3 separate regions of the Homo sapiens genome follow, and regions 2 and 3 are each linked to region 1. A link is a contact called in ENCODE Hi-C or POLR2A ChIA-PET data. All regions are on one chromosome and are shown on one strand. The core of a region is the stretch at or near the end of the contact, and the rest is flanking DNA. Distances in the headings are between cores, read along the strand shown.

The links. A loop is a pair of places that touch in the nucleus more often than their neighbours do. ChIA-PET counts read pairs that join two places held with the same protein, here RNA polymerase II (POLR2A). Pooled maps may share reads with other maps.
Region 2: a loop to region 1 is called in a pooled map, with 3 times the contacts of the local background. The contact joins the enhancer-like site here to the promoter of MYOM3 in region 1. A Hi-C loop is called at or near these places in 4 of 50 pooled maps. POLR2A ChIA-PET finds 5 or more read pairs at or near these places in 6 of 52 experiments (Caco-2, HepG2, MCF 10A and 3 more).
Region 3: a loop to region 1 is called in a pooled map, with 2.2 times the contacts of the local background. The contact joins the enhancer-like site here to the promoter of MYOM3 in region 1. A Hi-C loop is called at or near these places in 3 of 50 pooled maps. POLR2A ChIA-PET finds 5 or more read pairs at or near these places in 5 of 52 experiments (MCF 10A, Panc1, RWPE1 and 2 more).

The regions. Positions count from the first base shown.
Region 1 is chr1:24,110,136-24,115,221 of GRCh38, reverse strand. It overlaps MYOM3 (myomesin 3), which reads left to right and starts at 3,087. Exons shown (of 37, transcript NM_152372.4): 1 at 3,087-3,191. RefSeq lists an enhancer at 2,377-2,885.
Region 2 is chr1:24,016,895-24,021,980 of GRCh38, reverse strand. All of the region lies in intron 1 of LOC105376863 (a long non-coding RNA gene), which reads right to left. Among named protein-coding and RNA genes, the nearest start is that of SRSF10, 39 kb to the right of the region's middle. Within about 2 kb of position 3,025, at least 31 of the 41 ENCODE cell types and tissues checked have a DNase peak (open chromatin) inside an H3K27ac peak, as active enhancers do; they include PC-9 and Panc1, where a contact is called at or near this core.
Region 3 is chr1:24,044,211-24,049,296 of GRCh38, reverse strand. All of the region lies in intron 1 of LOC107984931 (a long non-coding RNA gene), which reads right to left. Among named protein-coding and RNA genes, the nearest start is that of MYOM3-AS1, 20 kb to the left of the region's middle. Within about 2 kb of position 2,821, at least 15 of the 41 ENCODE cell types and tissues checked have a DNase peak (open chromatin) inside an H3K27ac peak, as active enhancers do; they include Panc1, where a contact is called at or near this core.

The DNA.
Region 1 (5,086 bases), core at 1,838-4,337:
ACTGATTCATTTGTAAATAAATGTGAATTGAGGGCCAGGTGTATGCCAAGCACTGTTCTCGGGGGTAGGGATATGGTCAGGCAGGCAAGTTCTCTGCTATCTTGGAATGTGTCCTCCACCTACAGAGAAAGAAACTGAGGCCCAGAAAGGAGGCCAAGGTCCCCCTGTTAGTGACTGAGGCACCAGAGGTTGGGATTTAAACCAAGGCTTGTATAACATCAAGTCATCTAATCTCTCTGCTCAGCCGCATGACCTTAGGCTTGGCCATGTTTACAGAGGTTCCAGTGATGACTGAGTGCTTCACTGGGGTGAGGTCAACAAAGGGATACATGGGAATCCCACCCCCAGAAGCATGGGGTAAGAGAAAGCCATCAGCATTCCTAGAGCTTTCATTTAGCAAACGTCTGTCCGGGGCCAGACGCCGTGCTGGAGGTTTCACGGTTCTTGGTTGAACATTTTCTTTTCTTTTCTTTTCTATTCTTTTTTTTTTTCTTTTCTTTTTGAGACAAAGTTTCACTCCTGTCACCCAGGCTGGAGTGCAATGGCGCCATCTCAGCTCACTGCAACGTCCACCTCCTGGGTTCAAGCAATTCTCCTGCCTCAGCCTCCCAAGCAGCTGGGATTACAGGCGCGCCCCCACCACACCCAGCTAATTTTTGTATTTTTAGTAGAGACGGGGTTTCACCATGTTGGCCAGGCTGGTCACGAACTCCTGACCTCAGGTGATCCACCCGCCTCGGCCTCCCAAAGTGATGGGATTACAGGTGTGAGCCACCATGCCCAGCCTGATTGAACATTTTCAATGAGACAGCTAAGTGGAAATTGTTGTCTTCAACTGTACAGATAATCAAACCACACTGGCTGAGTGCCTTCCCCAAGGTCATCCAGCTAATAAGTGGTGGGACTGAATTGAAAGCCTAAGCCGGTTTGACTCCAGGATGCACCCTGTCTCTCCAGTGCACCTTCATTCATCTCCCCAGATTGCCTTGGGAGGACGGGGCTAGAGGACCTGTTTAAATGACTGTCTCCTGCTCAGTTGGAAGCTCAAAGCCCTCTTTGCTGTTCGTACGGATTCACTCACACTCATCCCTCACAGCAAATGTATGAAGATGAGTCTTGGAAAGCCCTTGTTCGATTGGGTCAATAGAAGATGGGAGAGAAATGTTCTCTCCCAAAAGATGCTGTAAGAGAGAGCCACAGAAGAGCTTAGAAAGGGGTTTTCAAATAGGGCAGGGGATTCAGATTTTGCCTGCAAAGTTCACTTGTGCTCTCTCTCTCCTTCTCTCGAGTGAGGAGTCCCTGAGGCACCAGCAAGAGTGACAGGTGTAGTGTGGGTGGCCACCTGAGGTCGCAGGAAGGGGTGAGGGAGGGAAGCTGTGCTCTCTGGCTAGGGGCCGGTACAGCCTTCCCCTCACCGGCTCATCCTCTGAGACTCGACCCAGGTGCACCTTCCTGATCACCTCCTGTCGTAAGTGCCTGACTTCCCCTGTAGGTTAGGGTCTGGCATAGGGTAGGTGCCAATGAATGTGAGGGGGAAAGAATTGAGACTGAGGGAATGGCAGGAGAGGGCAAAGGGTGGGAAGAGGTGTGGTGCCGAACACCTATTAACCTCAGTAGGGAAGGCACCAGGTTTGAGAGGCCAAAGAAAAGATCCATAGCCAGCAAACGGAACATGGGGGTTTCAGGAGGCGGAGGTTGCAGTGAGCTGAGATCATGCCACTGCACTCCAGCCTGGACAACAAAGTGAGACTCTGACTCAAGAAGGAAAGAAAGAAGGAAAGAAGGAAAGAAAGAAAGAAAGAAAGAGAGAGAGAAGGAAGGAAGGAAGGAAGGAGGGGGGGAGGGAAAGAAGGAAAGAAGGAAGGAAGGAAGGAAAGAGAAAGAAGAAAGAAAGAAAGAAAGAAAGAAAGAAAGAAAGAAAGAAAGAAAGAAAGAAAGAAAGAAAGAAAGAAAGAAAGAAAAAGAAAGGGAGAGAAGGAAGGGAAGGAAGGAAAGGAAGGAACGTGGGGGTTTGTTAGGGGCTTGCCTACAGGAGAGAGAGTCCACTGGTGATGAACTGGACAGGAGAACCGCCTTACATACAGAAATGGTCCAGGGGCGGCGGGCTGGACAACATACCAGTGGCGGCCGACTGGGCAGGAAAACCTCAGCCCCTTGCAAACAGCATGCAGTTTATAGAGCATTTTCACTTTACACCATCCCCTAATGACCTCCACCTGGCAATCTTCATTTAACCCAAAACTCAGGGCCTCAATCCCCTGTATGGCCAGCGTTCCACCAGAAGGGACGGGACGGGGGCTCAGATATTCATCGTAGGTAAGAAACGGGTTGGCTACTCCCCAGATTCCTTAGCTCGGAACACATATTCAGGTCTTCCACACAGGGTCATTCTTGGAGCGTGCTTCAGTTATCCCTGTCAGGTGCGTTTACCCTATAAGAAGGCCCTTCAGGGGACACTCTGGCAGCCTGAGCAGTTTGCACAGTGAAGCAGTAGGTGGCTCCCCAGCTCCTCCTGCCTGCACCACACCACACACACATGACTGTGGTCAGGGCGGGGGCCGTGTAGTAACTACCGGAGTGGTGGAGGGACCAGGAGCCACACATTGCTGTTTTAGCCAGTGACAACTTCTGAGCACGAAACACTCACTTTTAGGTCATATTCCTTCCACCGTCTTCATGAAGTCCAGGTGCCCAGTCTCACTGTCTCCGTTTTTCAGAAGGCAGTCAGTTCAGGGAAGCTGAGCGCCTTCCCCAGGGCACCCAGTCAGCCGGGGCAGAATTCAGATCAGAACTCCCGACAGCTGAGAACGCCGCACGGGATCTGCCCTCCATACGACCATGCCTGAGCCGTTCCCTCCTTTCCATTTTAACAGGGGCTTGGGTTGGGCAGAAAGGACCCAGCTGAGAGGAGGAGCAGTGTGGGGGGACGCGGCGGACAGCTCCACCTGTCGCTGCTGCCCAGCAGGCTGGAGACACGGAATGGCCCCTCCCCTTGGCCCCCTGTCCCCGATGCCATAGTTCTCATCCATTGTCATTGTACTGTCTCAGTGCTGCTATATTTAAGACGGTGCAGTCTCCGGGATCGCATTCTTCTCCCGGTGCCCGCTGAGCCGAGGGCAAGAAGAGAACAAGGACCCTCTCGGCCTCAGGAATCTTCTCCCCAGAGACTCCTAAGTGGGCACACTGCTTCTGTGAGTCACCCCCAGAAATCAGGGTGGGGGAGGGATGCCTCCTAAGAGTCAGCCACTGGGGAGTGATATCTGTGGGTGCATGTGTGTGTGTGTGTGCACGTGTGTGTGTTTGTGTGTATGTGTGTTGTGTGTTGTGAAAGGAGCCTGGGAAATTTGTGCTGAGGCAGCACCCAAGTGAAAATGGGAGGGGATTCCAGAAACCCCTGCCCCATCCCACTGTTCTGTGTGGCCCTGGGTCTTCTGAGAGCTGAGCTGTCTGTGATGTGAAAGTTGCAAAAAAAAAAAAAAGAGTGGGGGCTGCCCTGGGAACTGGAGTCTTTCCTGTGATGGAGCAGCGATAAGCGGGAGCCAGGCTAAGCTGGCAAGTTCCACGAACTTAGAGCGGAGCTGGCTGAGCCCGGCTTGGCCAACCCCACAGGCAGGGAAAGAGAGCGAGCCCTCGGATCCCAAATCTTAGAGCTGGAAGGGATTTCATCCAGTGCCTGACAGGAAACCGAGGCCCAGACGGGAAAGGAGTTGCCTCAGCTCATGACTGGCAAGGGCAGGATTCGGCCTCGCGGAAGCTGGTGGAGCCACTGGCTAAGAACACGTCCCAGCCTGTGCCACCCGCCGCCCGCAGGATGTGTCTCTGCTCCCAGCCACCATCCGCCCCCATCGCAGCTCCTGGAGGGGTCTTGGCTCAACTGCTGTGCATTCCTCTTTCCCTCCTGAAGAAGGGGAGAGGCCTCCTCGGCAGATGGAGGCTTGGGAGGAAAGCAGAGGGGAATAGGGAAGGCCACGCAGTGGGACCTCTGGCCCAGATTTTTGCACCCCAAGAGAGGGAAGCGGGGGCAGTTTCCCCTCCACGCAGGCACACACAGTGTTCCGGGAAGAGGCACCCTGGTCCTTTGGGAAAGGGCAGTGAGGCCGCAAACTTGTCCCTGCTTAATACCACGCATCAGTCAGTGCTTTAAAAAGAATTGGTAGCTCATCCGCTAAAGCCAGGGGTCTGGTTGCTGGAGGCCCCGAGGTCAGGGACGAGCGCCAGGCCCCTGCCTGCTGTGCTAATCGGGAACAGAGCATCCAGGGGAAGGGAGCCAGTGGCTGGTGCCAGGGAATGTTAACTCTCAGCCACTGGAGCCAGGGCCATCGTGTCCCAGGAAAGCTGGGGCAGAGTGGGGGGTCCTTGCTCCACCTAGGGTGGTACCCAGCAGCTCTCCTCCTGGGCCATGAGGAAGAAAGAGCAGAATGAGCAGGGCTAGCCACTTCTTTGGGTGCAAAGAGAACTTCTTCCATCGGGAGGGAGTGATACGAAGCCAAAGAGGGTGACTGTCCCATTATGTCATTTGAGATGATTAGCAGGAGCCCAGGGAGCTTTAGGGGGCAGCCCTTGGTCCCAGCTAACCCTGCAGCCATCCATTCTCTTTTTCCTGATGCCCACAACTGCAGACACCCAAAAGGAGCAAACTTCTAGGAAGTAGAAGGGGTAAAAGCCCACTAAGACTGACCCTCCACAGCCCGAGCCCCAGACACCTCCACCACATGCCCCTTCCAGGCCAACGGCTCTCCAATAAAGCCAGTGGGCTCACCTTCCATGCCATGGACTTAGAGAAATGGTCACCTAGGTGCTGTGTTCACATCCAGGCAGAAGACAGCCTACACATGCACGCACACACACACATACACACACATGCACGCCCACACACACACACGCTGCCACCTCCAGCAGGACCCTCTAGAGAGGCAGGGGCCAGACAGAGCTGACCCCACAGAAGCTGACAGGAGCAGGCCAAGGCAGGCGGTCATCCCTCTTCTGTTTCCATCCCCACGCCTGGGCAGGAACCCTCCCATGCCAGAAGCCTGCAGACCAGGATTCCCACCTGGAGGAGGTGTGAAAGCCATTCCAGGGATTTTAG
Region 2 (5,086 bases), core at 1,776-4,275, 93 kb after region 1:
CTACAGCTTCATCAACTTTTATGCCTAGATTAGTTTACTTCCCCAGTGCAACCATGAGCCACCACCTGGAGGTCCCAGTTATAGCCACACCCCGTGCAAAGAGCCACTGCCTACATCCCACCCAAGGCCCCACGTCTGAGCCTAGCATGGTGTATTCCTTCTTCTCCATTGTCGCCTCTCTCTCTGGAACACAATTGCACCTACGGTGTGGTTCCATCCCCCACCAAACATGCCCAGGTAAATTTGAACCCCAAGTGAGGGCAAAGCTCACATTTTTCACCTGGTGCTCCTAAACCTGTGTAAATAAACAGTTCTAACCATGCAGCCGGAAGCTATTTTATACTGTTATCTAATGTGGGCTTTGTTCCTGAATCTTTCCGCCCATTTGGGAAGCAGGTAGGACATTTGAAGCTCATTCCCTCAGGAAGTGATGGGGGATACAGCAGAACAAAGAGTCCATTCTTAGCTTTTGAGTTTCAAATAGACCTTTGAAATTTATGCCAGAGAGCATATTTGTGGGGGGAAATAGGGGCAGGAGTTGAATTTTTAAATCTAAAGCCTAGGCCAGGGGCAGTGGCTCACATCTGTAATCCCAGAGCTTTGGGAAGCCAAGGAGAGGATCACTTAAATCCAGGAGTTTTGAGACCAGCCCGGGCAATATAGTGAGACTCTGTTTCTACAAAAAGTAAACAAAAATTCACCAGGCATTTGTGGAGTACCTACAGTCCTAGCTATTTAGGAGGCTGAAGTTGGAGGATCACTTGAGATGGAGAGTTTGAGGCTGCATGAGCCATGATCGCGCCACTGCACTCCAACGGCGACACATTGAGATCCTGACTCATAAAATAAAATAAAATCTGGCGGGGTCCAGTGGCTCATGCCTGTAATCCCAGCACTTTGGGAGGCCGAGGCGAGCGGATCACCTGAGGTCAGGAATTCCAGACCATCCTGGCCAACATTGTGAAACCCCATCTCTACTAAAAATACAAAAATTAACCAGATGTGGTGTCACTCGCCTGAAATTCCAGCTACTCGGGAGGCTGAGGTGGGAGAATTGCTTGAACCCGGGAGGTGGAGGTTGCAGTAAGCCAAGATGGACTCCAGCCTGGGTGACAGAGTGAGGATCCATCTCAAAAAAAATAAAATAAAATAAAATCTAAAGCCTGATAAAAGTTTGTGTCTCAATAAATTCAGCGTGATGAAGTACAGCAATAGCAGCTTCAAGATTGAGAGGAGAGGGGCAAGTTGGGGAGGAGGGAGAGGGTTCTTAGGTGTGTCACTGAGAAGAGGCCCTGTTCCATGTCATGCTAGTTCCCTGGCCCATTCTCAAGGGTAAGAATGATGTCAGACCCCATCAAGTCTCACTGAGGATCCAAGAGCAGAGAAGACCAAAGGCGGATGTTCTGGGAGGCTCCTGCAGCTCAAGCTTTGGGCCCTTTACTTGCACCGGCCTCTTCCAAGGCTCTGGACCTAATTTCATATTAATGGCTTTTATTTTCTTTAGAGAAGACCCCTAGAACTGCTTCAGGATCTGCCCCTGAAGAGGCCCTCAGCCTCACTTTCTCAGAAAGAAGCCCAGGACACTAGCCTGTTGGACGTAAGACCACAAGGAGCAAAAACATACCCTGGCTGAGGCCCCAGATCAACCAGCTCCCAGCCAAACCCCCAGCCGACTGCAGTTGCAAGTGGTCTCGGCCAAGACCAGGAGAAGAACCATCCATCCCACCTCAAATAGCTGACCCACAGAATCATAAACAAATAAGACAGTGTTGTCATAAGCCACTAAATCCAAGAGTGTTTTGTTATACAGAAATAGATAACTGATGCAGTGAATTTGGACAAGTCATCAAAAAAAAAAAAGAATTTTTGGATGAGTCACTTTATTCACTCAAAATAATATTTACTGGGAAAAAAAGTGAAGGGCGGAAGAATACGCCACCCCAAAATATGCTATTTTGGCTTAAGAATTATTTTGAGTTAAAGGCATGAACACTGACATTTTTTCTTTCTGAAAGCAAATTCCCAGTGACAGTTGTTCTTTCAGGACAGGTGCAGTGGCTCACACCTGTAATCCCAACACTTTGGGAAGCCAAGGCAGGAGGATTGTTTGAGTCCAGGAGTTCAAGACCAGCCTCGGCAACATGGTGAAACCCCGTCTCTATTAAAAATACAAAAATTAGCTGGGCGTGGTGGCACATGCCTATCATCCCAGCCACAAGGGAGGCTGAGACACAAGAACTGCTTGAACCCAGGAGGCAGAGGTTGCAGCGAGCCAAGATTGTACCACTGCACTCCAGCCTGGGCCACACAACAAGACTTCATCTCAAAAAAAAAAAAAAAAGCTGGACACAGTGGCTCACACCTATAATCCCAGCACTTTGGGGTGCTGAGGCGGGCAGATCACTTGAGGTCAGGAGTTCGAGACCAGCCTGGCTCTCATGGTGAAACCCCATCTCTACTAAAAAAATACAAAAATGAGCTGGGCATGGTGGCGGGCACCTGTAATCCCAACTACTCGGGAGGCTGAGGAAGGAGAATCACTTGAACCTCGGAGGCAGAGGTTGCAGTGAGCTGAGATCGCACCACTGAACTCCGGCCTGGATGACAAGAGCGAGACTCCATCTCGAAAAAAAAAGAAAAAAAAATATCTTATGTTAGCAGGGCTCTCAAAGGCAAGCACTGAATATAACAACTGGAATGGAAAAACTGAAAGAAGCTCTTCTAGTACCTAAGCAAAGCCATCCTCAATCCTAAAGCTGGGGGGCCCTGGAGTACCCTCCCGAGAAGTCTTTCTTACCCAGGATTCAGTGTACACAAATTGAAAGACTGAGGGAATGAGTAGGTTTCCTAACTCAGTTCTCCATGCCAAAGTTCATCCTCCTACGGGCTGAGAGCAGGGTAGAACTATTTCAGGCCCAACGTCAACATCCTTGAGAAATTCTTATCTGGAAAGAGTGGGGAGGTCGCCATGGCAACCTGTCCCAGGCCCAGCCCTGGCACAGCTCCAAGGCACACAAATAAAACCATTGGAATGTGGTGCAGGGCTCAGGGCGGGATAACTAGAAAGTTGCCAAGTTTCCATGAAAACCAACAATGTGAGGCCTCAGCCTCTGGAAGATGTCAGTAGGGAAGCTTGGGTCCCCACAGGGTCTACCCATGGAAATATAACACATTCCTAAATAGCACATATGTGCGCGCACACAGCATCACACGCACACAGCCTGCTTGGACGACAGCGACACTGCTTCTTGAAAAAGAGCCTTGTTGAAAGGAGAGCACTGGCCTTAGAGCCAGACAGAGATTCCAGTACCCGCCCTGTCAATTCCTGGGAACCCCAGGTCAGTTTCTGAACAAGTTATCCTCGTGGCCACCTCCCTTGCCTTCTCCATGTCTTTGTTCCAAGGTCATCTCCATGAGACATTTCCTGGTTACTTTAATTATTTATGTATTTATTCTATTTATTTATTTATTTATTTTTCTTGAGATGGAGTCTCGCTCTGTCGCCCAGGCTGGAGTGCAATGGCACGATCTCGGCTCACTGCAACCTCCACCTCCAAGGTTCAAGCGATTCTCCTGCCTCAGCCTCCCAAGTAGCTAGGATTACAGGCATGTGCCACCATGCCCAGCTAATTTTGTATTTTTAGTAGAGGTGGAGTTTCACCATGTTGGCCAGGCTGATTTTGAACTCCTGACCTCAGATGATCCACCTGCCTTGGCCTCCCAAAGTGCTGGGATTACAGGCATGAGCCACCTTGCCCAGCCGCCCTAGTCACTTTAAATCAAATTGCAGGCTGGGCACAGTGGCTCACGCCTGTAATCCCAGCACTTTAGGAGGCCAAGGCGGGTGGATTGCTTGAGGTCAGGAGTTCAAGACCAGCCTGACCAACATGGTGAAACCCCGTCTCTACTAAAAGTACAAAAGTTAGCCGAGCATGGTGGTGCATGCCTGTAATCCTAGCTACTTGGGAAGCTGAGCAGGAGAATTGCTTGAACCTGGGAGGCTAAGGTTGCAGTGAGCCGAGATCATGCCACTGCACTCCAGCCTGGGTGACAGAGCAAGACTCTGTCTCAAAAAAAAAAAAAAAAAAAAAAAAAAAAACCAGAAAGAAATCAAATTGCAGCCTCACGCATCCCCCACGCTCCTACTCTTCTTTATTTTTCTCCATGCTCTTAGCACCACCTGACATGCTCTATATTTTACTTCCTTAACTTATTTATTACCTTGTTAATGTCACTTCCACAGGGACAGGGATTTTTGTCCCTTTTGCCCATGCTCTACCTCCAGCACCTAGAAAATACCTGGCATGTAGTAGGTGCACAAGGAAGATTGTTGAGTAAATGCATGTAGTTTTGTCATTAGCAAAATAGGAGTCATTCTACCACCATAGGGTTAATGTGAGGGTTGAAGGAGATGCTATGGCATTAGTGCCCAGTCCTTAGCAGGGGTACCAGTGTCACTTCTGGTTACATCCTGCATTTGGTGAGGTCCCCTCATCACCTTCCTGTAGTACTTAGATCACATTTAAGAACAATTTTCATGGTATCTTACTTTCTGCCTGGGAAGGGGTATACCTGACCCCTGAGCCCAAGAATTTATCTGTGTCCTCGTCCTGCAAAACCACTAGACATTAAGCTAGGTGCGGTGGCTCACACCTGTAATCCCAGCACTTTGGGAGGCTGAGGCAGGCGGATCACTTGAGGTCAGGAGTTCGAGACCAGCCTGGCCAACATGATGAAACCCCATTTCTACTAAAAATACAAAAATTAGCCAGGCATGGTGGTGGGCACCTGAAATCCCAGCTCCCCGGAAGGCTGAGGCAGGAGAATCACTTGAACCCAGGAGGCAGAGGTTGCGGTGAGCCACGATGGCACCATTGCACTCCAGCCTGGGCGACAGAGCAAGACCCTGTCTCAAAAAAACAAACAAATAAAACCACTAGACATTAAAGACAGCAGAATCAGAGATTCAGTCCACAGAGAATTTTGCTCTAAATATTTGTTAGGAGTCTGTGTAAATAAACTAACTCATTAATAGGAAAGCACATCTCCAAAAATATAAAGATTTGAACAAGCAGGAAATGTTTCA
Region 3 (5,086 bases), core at 1,572-4,071, 66 kb after region 1:
GGGATTACAGGTGCCCACCACCATGCCCGGCTAATTTTTGTATTTTTTTTTTTTTTTTAGTAGAGATGGGTTTTCACCATGTTGGCCAGACTGGTCTCAAACTCCTAACCACAGGTGATCCACCTGCCTCCACCTCCCAAAGTGTTGGGATTACAGGCATGAGCCACCACACCTGGCCTGTTTATTTATTTTTTGAGACTGGGTCTCACTCTGTTGCCCAGGCTGGAGTGCAGTGGTGCAATCTCAGTTCACTGCAGCTACGACCTCCCCAGACTCAGGCAATCCTCCCACCTCAGCCTCCTGGGAAGCTGGGACTACATGTTGTGCACCACCACGCCCAGCTTAATTTTTGTATTTTTTTGTAGACTTGGGGTTTTGCCACGTTGTCCAGGCTGGTCTCAGACTCCTGGGCTCAAGCGATCCATCTGCCTCGGCCTCACAAATGCTGGAGTTATAGGCATGAGCCACCGGACCCGCACACAAATTTTGTGAGTAGTTCTTTCACTCCAGGTGCTATGCTAGGCACTGGCAATACAGTGATAAACAAAAAAGACATGGACCCTGCCCACATGAGAAACACCATTTATCAGATGTTTACCCAGAGAGATGGTGGTTGGTTTTTACTGGACCACAGCCAACTAATGAAAGGACAGGCTCACCATAAAGTTATAAAGCGGAAACCAACTGAGAAAAATGCTTGTGATTCATGTGTAAAATATAAGGCTAACACACTTAATAATCAATTACGATCTAGTCATATTGTGACTGATACACAGTCACCAACAATGATATTGCATGGATGGGCAAAGTGGCTCACACTTGTAATCCCAGCAACTCTGGAAGATGAGCCCAGGAGTTCAAGACCAGCCTGGGCAACATAGTGAGACCCTGTCTCTACAAAAAAAAAAAAATTAAATTAGCCGGGTGTGGTGGTGCATGTCTATAGTCCCAGCTACTCAGGAGGCTGAGATGGGAGGATAGCCTGAGTCTGGGGAGGTCATAGCTGCAGTGAGCTGAGATTGCACTACTGCACTCCAGCCTGGGCAACAGAGTGAGGTCCTGTCTATATATATATATATATATATATATATATATATATATATATATATATATATATATATATAATATTTAGAAGCATGGGGGGAAAACATGGCCATGCTCTGTGGCTCACACCTGTAATCCCAGCACTTTGGGAGGCTGAGGTGGGTGGATCACTTGAGGCCAGGAGTTTGAGACCAGCCTGGCCAACATGGTGAAACCCCATCTCTATTAAAAATACAAAAATTAGCCGGTCCTGTTGGTGCGTGCCTGTAATCCCAGCTACTCAGAAGGCTGAGGCAGGAGAATTGCTTGAACCCAGGAGGTGGAGTTTGCAGTGAGCCGAGATTATGTCATTACACTCCACCCTAGGCGACAGAGAGGGGGAAGAAAAAAAGCAGCAGCATGGAAAAATGTTCAGGATAGGTTTTAAAAGTCAAAAGACAGGCCAAGCACAGTGGCTCACACCTGTAATCCCAGCACCTTGGGAGGCTGAGCAGGCAGATCACTTGAGCCCAGGAGTTTGAGACCAGCCCAGCCAACATAGTGAGACCGCACCTTAATTTTTTTAAGTAAATAAATAAATATTTTTAAAATAGAAAAGAAAAAAATTTAAATTAAAAACAGGAGAAATTCATCCTGTGCCATTTCCTTCTTCCAAGTGTCGACTCCTCTTCAGAATCTGCCTGCTTTTTTTTTTAATCTCCAGTGCTTTTTTTTTTCCCCCGGAGTTAACAGTTGAAATCTGCCCGGAGATCAGTCCAGTTGGAGCTTACTTGCCACACCATGAATGGAACTCCTCATTGGGACTTACTGTCCTGGATTCTGTCTTCAGATGCCCCCTCCAGGTGAGGAGTCCACAGAACCAAGAGGACATGTCACTCAGAGCAGGCCCTCCTCCTGGGAATTGCCCCATGGACTTTTGGCGTCTCTGCCTTCTGACTCATAACACAGATTTTGGATAGGGCGGGGCACCCCTTGCCTCAGCACTCCAGAGAAGCCCAGCAAGCTGGACCTTAAGTGACAACCACAACTGAACAGTTCGAACTCAAGGTCCATTCTTTTCAATCATCTCAGCAGCAACAAATTACTGAGCTATGAGGGTGAGTTTATTTTCAAAGGATGGGATTACAGGCATGAGCCACCATGCTTGGCCCAAACCTTCCTTTAGAGGTGTGGGGTGACCACTAAAAGTACTAAAAATAGAATCACTGAAGCTACTTGAGAGGCTGAGGAAGGAGGATTGCTTGAGCTCAGGGGGTCGAGGCTGCAGTGAGCCATGATTGCACCACTGCACTCCAGCCTGGGCGACAGAGCAAAATCCTGTCTCAAAAAAAAAGAGAGAGGGAGAGATACTCAATGATGCTTTTCATCTGCAAAATAGAGTGATATAAATAAATCAGTAATAAAGTGGTTGAGTCCAGGTTGCTTTCTGAGGGTGGGAAGGCAACTAAATGCACTGAGTTTATTTAATATTTGCCTAATAACGTAATCTCTGGTCCCTAAAGCAGCCTCAGGGCTAACAGCACAAGGCCCACGGTCAGGCTACTTGGGTTCGAAATTCTGCTTGCTTATCCAGGCCTAATCACTTAACCGCTGTGAAACAATACTTTCATCTGCCAAGTGGTGATAACAAATGGGCCTCCCTATTTAGGTGATGTGTGGAGGAGCACATTGCTCTCATCACTATTCAAAGGGTTGGCTGGAGCTGGGTTTTGAGGTAATTCAGCTGCCAGCAGCGCCTTTCCCTGTTCATTCTGAGTCAGAAATGTGGGCGGATACAGTCACATAGAAGATTACAAAAGAATGCTACTGGCCAAAATCTCAAGTCTCCCAAGCAGCAATAACTCCTGCACGGGCTGTCAGCTGGGGTCGAGCCAAGTGGGCAAACGGGCTGGTGGCTCAGAGGGATTTGCTCCTCCTGACTTTGACCAGATGAGGCGGCTTTCCCAGCTCTAACATCTTTAGTTGCTTCCCACTTGCTTTTGTCACTGACTGCACAGTTTAAGATGTTTAATAAACTTGTCTCATTATCCATCTGGTGCTCACCACATGATACTTTTTCAAATCATTTGTTTATTTCCAGAAAAATAAAAATAACACTTTGACTATCAGATGTTGCACTAGCAAATCATTTTCATGTGTATCTTTCCTATATGCTACCTCATCTGACCTTTACAATTGCCCTTTGGTGGATATCTTACCCAAGAGGGAGTGGAAGATCAAGAAGGTTAAGTAGCTTGCCAGTGATTTGCAGGGCCTCTTTTTATTGTTTTAATATGGCTACTAGAAAATTCAGCTGGGCACAGTGGCTCACGCCTGTAATCTCAGTACTTTGGAAGGCCAAGGAGGGAGGATTGCTTAAGCCTAGGAGTTTGAGATCAGCCCTGGCAACACAGTGAGATCCCTGTCTCTACAAAAATAAAAATAGCTGGGCACAGTGGCACGTGCCTGTAGTTCTAGTAATCAGGAGGCTAAGACAGGAGGATCATTTGAGCCCAGAAGTTCGAGGCCTCAGTGAGCTGTGATCATGCCCCTGCACTCCAGCCTGGGTGACAGAGGGACACCCTGTCTCAAAAAAAAAAAAAAAAATTAAATTCTATATATGGCTCTTGTTATATTTCTGTGGGACAGAATCAAGTTAAACTGTTCAATTACCAGAGACAGCTGCTGGGCGCTGTGGTTCATGCCTGTAATCCCAGCACTTTGGGAGGCCAAGGCGGGTGGATCACCTGAGGTCAGGAGTTCAAGACCAGCCTGGCCAACATGGTGAAACCTTGTCTCTACTAAAAATACAAAAAATTAAGGCCAGGCACAGTGGCTCATGCCTGTAATCTCAGCACTTTGGGAGGCTGAGGCGGGTGGATCACCTGAGGTTAGAAGTTCGAGACCAGCCTGACTAACATGGAGAAACCCCGTCTCTACTAAAAAGACAAAAAAAAAAATTAGCTGGGCGTGGTGGCAATTACAGGCATGGAAAAAACCTGTCTCTACTAAAAATACAAAATTAGCCAGGCGTGGTGGCCCGTGCCTATAATCCCAGCTACTCAGGAGGCTGAGGCAGGAGAATCGCTTGAACCTGGGAGACGGAGGTTGCAGTGAGCTGAGATAGCGTCATTGCACTCCAGACTGGGCAACGAGAGCCAAACTCCGTCTCAAAAAAAAAAAAAAAACCAAGCCACCAGGCTTGGTGGCGGATGCCTGTAATCCCAGTTACTCAGGAGGCTGAGGTAGGAGAATCGCTTGAACCCTGGAGGCAGAGGTTGCAGTGAGCCAAGATATCGCGCCACTGCACTCCAGCCTGGGCAACAAGAGCAAAACTTCGTCTAAAAAAAAAAAAAAAAAAAAGGAATATTACTCAGCCTTTAAAAGGGATGAGCTGCTGACACATGCTACAACATGGATGAATCTTGAAAACCTTTAAAAGGAGTGAAATGTTGACACATCCTCCAACATGGATGAACCCTGAAAGCCAGACACAAAAGGGCAAAGATTGTATCATTGCACCTATATGAGGTACCTAGAACAGGAAAATTCATTGACAAAAAGTAGAATAGAGGTTACCAGAGGCTGAGGGGAGGAAGGAATAGGAAGTTACTGTCTAACGGGCATAGAGTTTCTGTTTGGGATGATAAAAAAAAGTTCTGGAAATAGTGGTGATGATGACACAACATTATGAATGTACTTAATGCCACTGAACTGTACACTTAAAAATAGTTAAAATGGGCCGGGCGTGGTGGCTCACACCTGTAATCCCAGCACTTTGGGGGGCCGAGGTGGGTGGATCACCTGAGGTCAGGAGTTAGAGACCAGCCTGGCCAACATAGAGAAACCCTATCTCTACTAAAAATACAAAATTAGCCAGGCACAGTGGCACATACCTGTAATCCCAGCTACTTGGGAGGCTGAGGCAGGAGAATCGCTTGAACCTGGGAGGCAGAGGTTGCAGTGAGCTGAGATCGTGCCATTGCACTCCAGCCTGGGCAACAAGAGCAAAACTCCACCTCAAAAAAAAAATTCTTTTGTTAAAATGGTAAATTTTATGTTG